Linked DNA regions of Homo sapiens: region 1 is linked to region 2. Evidence: chromatin contacts called from ENCODE POLR2A ChIA-PET data. All regions are on one chromosome and are shown on one strand. The core of a region is the stretch at or near the end of the contact, and the rest is flanking DNA. Distances in the headings are between cores, read along the strand shown. Region 1 holds the start of AATF (apoptosis antagonizing transcription factor). Region 2 holds the start of CTC1 (CST telomere replication complex component 1).

What was found. ChIA-PET counts read pairs that join two places held with the same protein, here RNA polymerase II (POLR2A).
Region 1: POLR2A ChIA-PET joins it to region 2 with 14 read pairs in CD8-positive, alpha-beta memory T cell. The contact joins the promoter of AATF here to the promoter of CTC1 in region 2. POLR2A ChIA-PET finds 5 or more read pairs at or near these places in 2 of 52 experiments (CD8-positive, alpha-beta memory T cell and activated CD4-positive, alpha-beta T cell).

The regions. Positions count from the first base shown.
Region 1 is chr17:36,947,431-36,951,703 of GRCh38, forward strand. It overlaps AATF (apoptosis antagonizing transcription factor), which reads left to right and starts at 1,524. Exons shown (of 12, transcript NM_012138.4): 1 at 1,524-1,786; 2 at 2,784-2,975. The coding sequence starts at 1,696.
Region 2 is chr17:8,245,499-8,249,305 of GRCh38, forward strand. CTC1 (CST telomere replication complex component 1) reads right to left here and starts at 2,558. Exons shown (of 23, transcript NM_025099.6): 1 at 2,506-2,558. The coding sequence starts at 2,538. It overlaps PFAS (phosphoribosylformylglycinamidine synthase), which reads left to right and starts at 3,791. Exons shown (of 28, transcript NM_012393.3): 1 at 3,791-3,807. RefSeq lists enhancers at 2,355-2,494, 2,975-3,094, 3,219-3,807 and a silencer at 2,585-2,634.

The sequences.
Region 1 (4,273 bases), core at 274-2,773, about 29 Mb after region 2:
TGGCACCTTGTCAAGGAGCAAGGAACACACTTTTGCTTGGGAGGCCCGGACACAGGCACAAGACTGCAATTATAGAGGATAAACGAAAAACTGTTCTCTTAGGCTAAGCTCTCTTATGGATGGTAAAAAGCCGTTTTCTTCTCCTGAGTGCCCTGCCTAGCCTGGCATTCTTTTCCTTCCATGTCTGAGGGGGTTTACCCTCAGACAGGTTCTCCTTCCCCTCTGCAGCCCTGGTTGTCTTCATTCTTCAAGGGCCACTTTACAGGGACATGGAACAGGCTCCACTAAAGTGGTGTCCTCTTATTGCTCTTGGCCCTGAGGACATATGAAGATTGTGAAAGTCAGAGATCCTCTCTTCCCTTGGTTTTCATGGGAGACAGTAGAGAGCTGAGGGTTCCCCAGTTGTTCAGCTGTGGGATCCAACTGGCCCGGGCTGTACCCAAGGGGCACTGCCACAGTGCACCACTAACATCTCTTTTCTGGATCCTTTTGAGGCAGATTCTGTTTAGAGGGGTCTAGGTCTCTACAGGCAACCTCCAACAGATACCATAAGAATAGACCACTTTGTAGTCACACTTATCATCCCTTATTGCAGTTTCTGTTTACATGTTTGTCTACCCTCCTAGGCTGATTACCGTGGGGGGGAGAATCCAACTTACTTATCTTGTATCTTATCTAGCAGTGCCTGCCACATAGTGGGCAGTCAGGGAATGCTTGATGAAGGAAAGAGGATGTAAAGCGATTGTGTCTTTCCGTGTGCGGGGTGCAATTACATTTATACTATTAAGTCTTTATATTTTGAGTCTGTCCCTCTAACGGTAGACCTGTATTTTTCTGCATTTGTGCACCTGCTTAAGCTGCCTGAGCATGCCCTCATCTCTGAACAGCAAAGATAATCAATACCGAGGGGTATGCAGTGGAGTAATCCACACCCCACCCCCTTTCCCTTGCTCAGGCAAGGGTACTTAGAGACGCTACTGAAACTATCTTTAGCCACAGCGATTCCTAAGTATTCCCATTAAGAAAGACGCCAGCAGTCCGCCACACACTTACACGTGCATATCCCTGACATAGGATTCCCAAATCCTGGCCGCTGAAGGGCGGGAGGCGTGTGCCCGGCCTCAGACTACTATAAATTGCGAAATGACAAACCTGCTTTGGGTCCCAGTCTCTGCGTGCCCGAGTGCGCACCCGCGATTCGAGCAGCTTAAGCCCTACTCCCTCCTCCTTCCCAAATCAGCCACCGTGGGCCACGGCTACGCTATGCTTTATTCCTAAGCGAATCTCGCACAAATCTCGAGGCATATTTTGTACAAGGGGACACTGGCCGCGCGCATCGCAATCGCATCTCAGCGACAGAAGCGGTCACGTGCCTTGGCGCGCTTCCGCACCGCCCCTTCCCGCGCACTCGCACGCGCACGCGCACACGCGCCCATACGGCTCCAATCCCTTCAACCTTCTGCGCGCTTCCGCCTTCATGCTAGCAACGCCCGCAGTGACGCGCAGGCCCCGCCCCCTCCCGCGCGCCTCCCGGAAGTGGCCGGTCCAGAGCTGTGGGGTGGCCTCCGCGCGGTCTCTGGCGGAGTCGGGGAATCGGATCAAGGCGAGAGGATCCGGCAGGGAAGGAGCTTCGGGGCCGGGGGTTGGGCCGCACATTTACGTGCGCGAAGCGGAGTGGACCGGGAGCTGGTGACGATGGCGGGGCCGCAGCCCCTGGCGCTGCAACTGGAACAGTTGTTGAACCCGCGACCAAGCGAGGCGGACCCTGAAGCGGACCCCGAGGAAGGTGAGGCCGGACTGGGGCAGGCCACGTGCGGAGCGGTGGGCCAGGCCCTGTGGGGCAAGGGGGCGGCGTGGGAGGGGCGTGCGCGAGGCCGCCGGGCCTGCGCTCCTTCGCTTGGCGCAGAGGAACGTCGCCTCCCGCGAGGGTGGTCCCGGCCTCGGGAGGAGGGCTTCGGCTTCTTTTCACACGCACTCGAAACTTGGTGCTCGGCTGGATGGGCGGAACAGATCGAGGGCTCAGGCCGAGAGGAGCTGGTCTTCAGGTTTACTTGCTCCAGGCCTGTTGGAGGGAGCCAGAGAGTCTGCTAGCAAGTTGGAAGTTAGCTTTGAGGATGCCCTTTCTGGTATTGCGTTAGAAAGGAGGAGAAGAAAGTCGCATGTTTTTAATTCAGGTTGCCCTTCAAAACTAAGTTGGAGACTGATGGAAGGATTTTCTGGTGCTGTTTAAGTCTCTTGAAGTCTCAAGACACTTGTTCAGTGGCTGACGACTGAGACTCCTGTTCTGTAAGCTGATGTTCAGAGTCTAGCTGGGAGTAATCCCGCTTTAGACTTGAGTCGGAAGTGTGAGAAAGGGATAATAAGGAGGGATAAATGCGAGTGCTGAACCGTATCTTAGGAAGATCAGTTGAAGAAACTCGGGACTGTTTAGCCAGAATAAGCAAAGAAAACTCCCCAAAGAATGGGACAGAGTGAGGGGAGAACGTGATGACTGATTTAAGATATTGGAGCGACTGTCACACATTGAAGAGGAATTCAACTAGTTTGATAGGATCCAAGTCATAGAAATAGATCCCACTAGTAGATGCCAGGAGTCAACTTTCTGTTTAGAAACAGCAGTAAGACAGTGTTCTACTTTGGGAGAGAGTGAATTTCCTATTCCTGGAAGTTGGTGGGGATTTCGTAAAGGACGTTCAACTATGAGATAAATGGGTCGACCAGGGTTCCCGTTAAAGTTTCTGCTAACCTGGAGATTCTGTTTACTTTTCCCTCTCCCCCGACAGCCACTGCTGCCAGGGTGATTGACAGGTTTGATGAAGGGGAAGATGGGGAAGGTGATTTCCTAGTAGTGGGTAGCATTAGAAAACTGGCATCAGCCTCCCTCTTGGACACGGACAAAAGGTATTGCGGCAAAACCACCTCTAGAAAAGCATGGAATGAAGACCATTGGGAGCAGACTCTGCCAGGATCGTCTGGTGAGTAGACATTTTTGAATGGAACTCTTCTCTTCCCTAATTTTTTCAGGGTTAAAATCCTCCGGTCATCCCCCATGATCTTTGCAAGAGTAGTCTGCGGATCTTTTTTTTGAGACAGAGTTTGGCTCTTGTTGCCCAGGCTGGAGTGTGATGGCGCCATCTCGGCTCACCGCAACCTCCACCTCTGGAGTTCAAGCGAGGCTCCTGCCTCAGCCTCCCGAGTAGCTGGGATTACAGGCATGCACCACCACGCCCGGCTAATTTTGTATTTTTAGTAGAGACGGGGTTTGTCCATGTTGGTCAGGCACCCCTATCTGTTATCTTAGGAGAGACCATTGATTTGGTATTAGAAAGGGTCTTAGAGGTTACTTCATTTCACTTCATAAGGAATCTAAAGCCCAGAGTGATTAAGTTGCTATACTCCTTATGTTCGGACTAATGGCTCACCCTACAGTGGAGTGACAGAGAAGGCAGTGCATTTTGGCTACTGGAGAGGGTTATGAGCTGAAAAACCACTGTGTCTGATGAACATGTTATCCTTGAATTGTGACCCCTGACCTTTGGTTTTCCAGGACTTGCATTGAAGCACTGTGTGATATTAGTTATTTGTGAAACTCATTTTTTGCCATTCTAAAAAATCACATAATCCTTCTCTTCCCTGCAAAAGAGTTAGGAGTCTGTGCGCTTATAGTTTTAAAGAATTGTAAATTTCTCAGAGTGGAAGAAGGGGCTAGATATGGTGATTATTGGGAGAATGTCATTTGTTTTCCTTTAGAAAGGTCAGGGGTGTCATGTTGAGAATCCACAGATAATATAAAAGGAACTATCATTTAGGTTATGATATCTATGATTTAGTCCTTGATGTAGTTCTGGGAGCTCCTGATAAGCTCATTTCATATTCTTTGCCTAGAGACTGATAAAGGGACCAATCATGAGACAAATATGATAATATTTATTGAGTTCTTACCATGCGTCAGGCACTGAGTTTAGCTCTATAATTTAAGTTCTAAGAGCCTGGGACACAGTAAGTCCTCAAAAAAAAAATTATAAAATTACCTGGAATTAGACAGATTTTTATAAAAAATTATCACCATTATCACTACATGTGTCACCTAATTTAATCCTCCCAATTGCGCAGGAAGTTATTACTACTTAGCCCCATTTTACAGATAAGGAAATCGAGGGGCAAATTGGTTACATAAGTTTGCTCAAGGTCATATAGTTAGTAAGTGGAAGAAACATGATTCAAATGTAGGCTGTCTGACTCCAAGATGTACACTCTAGTAAACTCTGTATGA
Region 2 (3,807 bases), core at 1,308-3,807:
TTCTTTTGTAGTTCCTGTTTCTCGGATGGCCTATCCTTTGCTTGGTGCACTGAATACGACTGTCTCTCAAAGTGATCCCATGGCTTCAAGGTAAAATTACCTAAGTTTTGTTAAAAAGGCAAATTCGTGTTTTCATCTACTGAGTAAAAATGGAGCAGACTGGATGTGGTGGCTCTCGCCTGTAATCCCAGCACTCTGGGGGGCCAAGGTGGATCGCTCGAGCCCAGTAGTTCACTACTAGTCTGGGCAACAAGGCAAAGACCCGTCTCTACAAAAAAGAAAAATTAGCTGGGCATGGTGGCTCGTGCCTGTAGTCCCAGCTACTCGGGAGGCTGAGGTGGGAGGATCACCTGAGCCTGGGAAGGTTGAGACCCGCCTGGGCAACATGGTGAAACTCTAAAACAATTCAAAATTAGCTGGATTAGCCTGGCGTGGTAGCACATGCCAGTAGTCCCAGCTACTTGGGAGGCTGAGGTGGGAGGATCACCTTAGCCTGGGAAGGTTGAGACCCGCCTGGGCAACATGGTGAAACTCTAAAACAATTCAAAATTAGCTGGGTTAGCCTGGCGTGGTAGCACACGCCAGTAGTCCCAGCTACTTGGGAGGCTGAGGTGGGAGGATCGCTTGAGCCCAGGGAGGTTGAGGCTGCAGTGAGCCATGATGGTGCCACTGCACTCTAGCCTGGGTGACAGAGTAAGACCTTGTTTCAAAAAAAAAAAAAAAAAAAAAAAGGAGGGAGGAAGAGGAAGATCCAGATTAATACAGGCTGAAGTTTAAGAACACAATATGCTTTCCCACAATTATCTCAACCACTGCATGGGTTTAACAGCCATGGCCAGATGATGATTGTTCCTGTATGTCTACTTTAGCTGAGATCTCATTCCTGAGCTTTAGTCCTATCCATCTGCCAGACTCTCCATGGCCAATCCACAGGCAGCACACATGCCCAACACTGAACTTTCCACAAAACCCTGTCCTTTTCTAGAACTCTTCTAGTGTTATGTTCACTAACTTAGCAAATAGTACCCTTAACCAAACAGTTGTTCTATCCTGAAACCTAGATGTCCTCCTTAGCTCCTTCCTTTCCCTACATAGGTCCCAGTCCTGGCTGGGTGCAGTGGCTCACGCCTGTAATCCCAGCAGTTTCGGAGGCCAAGGCGGGCAGATCACGACGTCAGGAGATCGAGACCATCCTGGCTAACATGGTGAAACACCGTCTGTACTTAAAAAAAAGAAAAAAAATACAAAAATGAGCTGGGCATGGCGGCGCGTGCCTGTATGCCTGTAATTCCAGCTACTCGGGAGGCTGAGGCAGAAGAATCGCTTGAACCTGGGAGGCAGAGGTTGCAGTGAGCCGAGATCGCGTCACTGCACTCCAGCCTGGTGACAAAGCTAGACTCCGTCTCAAAACACACACACACACACACGCACACAAACCAATCCTTTAGATTGTATTTTCTTAACATCTTATTTATTTATTTATTTATTTATTTATTTATTTATTTATTTATTTGAGATGGAGTCTGGCTCTGTCGTCCAGGCTAGAGTGCAGTGGCGCGATCTCGGCTCACTGCAACCTCCACTTCCGTGGTTCCCTGCTCAGCTTCCTGAGCAGCTGGGATTACCGGCGTGTGCCACCACACCCAATTACCCTCATGTTAAAGTCGCTGCTTAGCAAGAGGTACAAAACTGTCAGCTCTGACCCCTCCACCACCACCCAACTGAACTTTTGAGTTTTTCAGACACCTGCTCTATCCTCCTGCCTTTGAATATGTGTTTGCTTCCGTCCTGAAACCCCTTCCGGCGCTTTTTTTTTTTTTTTTTTTTTTTTGACAGAGTCTCGCTCTGTTGCCCAGGCTGGAGTGCTGTGGCACAATCTCAGCTCACTGCAGCCTCCGTCTACCCGGTTCAAGCGATTCTCCTGCCTCAACCTTCTGAGTAGCTGGAATTACAGGTGCGCGCCACCACGCCCGGCTAATTTTTGTATTTTTAGTAGAGATGAGGTTTCACCATGTTGGTCAGGCTGGTCTCGAACTCCTGACCTCAAGTAATCCGCCCGCCTCCGCCTCCCACAGTGCTGGATTACAAGCGTGAGCCACCACACCCAGCCCCTTTCGGCGCTTTTTGCCTTCTACACGCACTTCGGGTCTCAGACGCTTTTACTTATTATGGTTGCCCTTTTCCCCTACAGCTCCGTCAAGGGTCTTCTCCAGGAACCCACAGCCCCATAGTTCCCCCATTAACCTGCTCCTGGTTTCCCACCAGGATTAAACCCTAGAGAGTGAACGGAGACCAGTTTAAGGCTCACAGCGGGCGCCGCGTGAATGAGGGAATAAACATTCGCAGAACCAGTAAGAGGTAGGAGCGGACCGACTCACAACCCCCTCACCCATGGGCCGGACGCGGCCAGCGAGCCCAGAGAGACAAGGCAGAGGAAATAGGAAGAGAAAGAGTATCTGTGACAAACAAGAAAAAAGGAACAAGAGACGTAATAGCAGCACTCACGGAGGAAGGGACCTGGGCCCGGCCAGCCGCCATGATGCGCCGGAGCTCCGCCCCCGGGAGGGGCAGGTGCTCGCTTGGGGGTGGGGATGGGGGTGGGGGGGCGCTCGGTGACGTCACCGGTGAGCGGGTTTCCTCGCCACCTCCAGCTCCTTCTCGCTGCTCACCCCCTCGCTTCCTAGAGACTCCGCGAGGCGCCTCGGTGCACCATCCCAACTCCCGACACCCCTGTCTCTTTTCTCTGATTTTTTTTTTTTTAAGACGAAGCCTGGTTCTGTCGCCCAGGCTGGAGTGCAGTGGCGCGATCTCGGCTCACTGCAACCCCCGCCTCCCAGGTTCAAGGGATTTTCCGGCCTCAGCCTCCTGAGTAGCTAGGATTACAGGCACCTGCCACCACCACGCCCGGCTAATTTTTTTTTTTTTTTTTTTTTTTGTATTTTTAGTAGAGACGGGGTTTCACCATGTGGCCAGGCTGGTCTCAAACTCCTGACCTCAGGTGATCCACCCGCCTCAGCCTCCCAAAGTGCTGGGATTACAGGCGTGAAACACAGCCCCTGGCCCTCTCTGATTTTTTTGAGACGAGGTCTCGCTCTATCGCCCAGGCTGGAGTGCAGCGGCGCCATCTCGGTTCACTGCAGCCTCGACCTCCCGGGCTCAAGCGATCCTCCCACCTCAGCCCACCAAGTAGCTGGGATCGCAGGCTTGCACCGCCACACCCGGCTAATTTTTGTATTTTTCTGTAGCGACATGGTTTCGCCATGTTGCCCAGACTGGTCTCGAACTCCTGGGCTCAAGCGATCTGCCCGCCTCGGGCTCCCAAAGTGCTCGGATTACAGGCGGGAGCCACCGCGCCCAGCCTCCGTCTCCCTCCTAAGTGACATCCTGTCCGGCATCCCGCAGGCCTTCAGATGGATGGGGTAGCAGAGCTCAGGAACTCAAACACAGCCCGCCTGGTGGATGACTTCTAAGCATCTTTCAGTCTCCCTGATCTTGCCAAGCAGAGAAGGGCTTCCTCGTAATGCCACCAAAGCACAACTTTCACATGCTTGCTTTATGGCCTTAACTAACTGATGTCATTACTTAACTGTCCCCGCGGGGACGGGGAACTGAATGTATTTTCACAAACGTCAGTTCAAGACAGATTTGTGGGAGAAACCACCTGGGGATAAACCTCTCCCCACCAAGAACCTAGAATTCGGCCGGGTGGCTGGGGAAAAGTGGGCGGGGCGTAGTCGCCCCGGCGCTGGCAGGTCCAGTCTCTGCCCGCGGCGCACGCGGATGACGTAACAAACGCGCGCGACGATT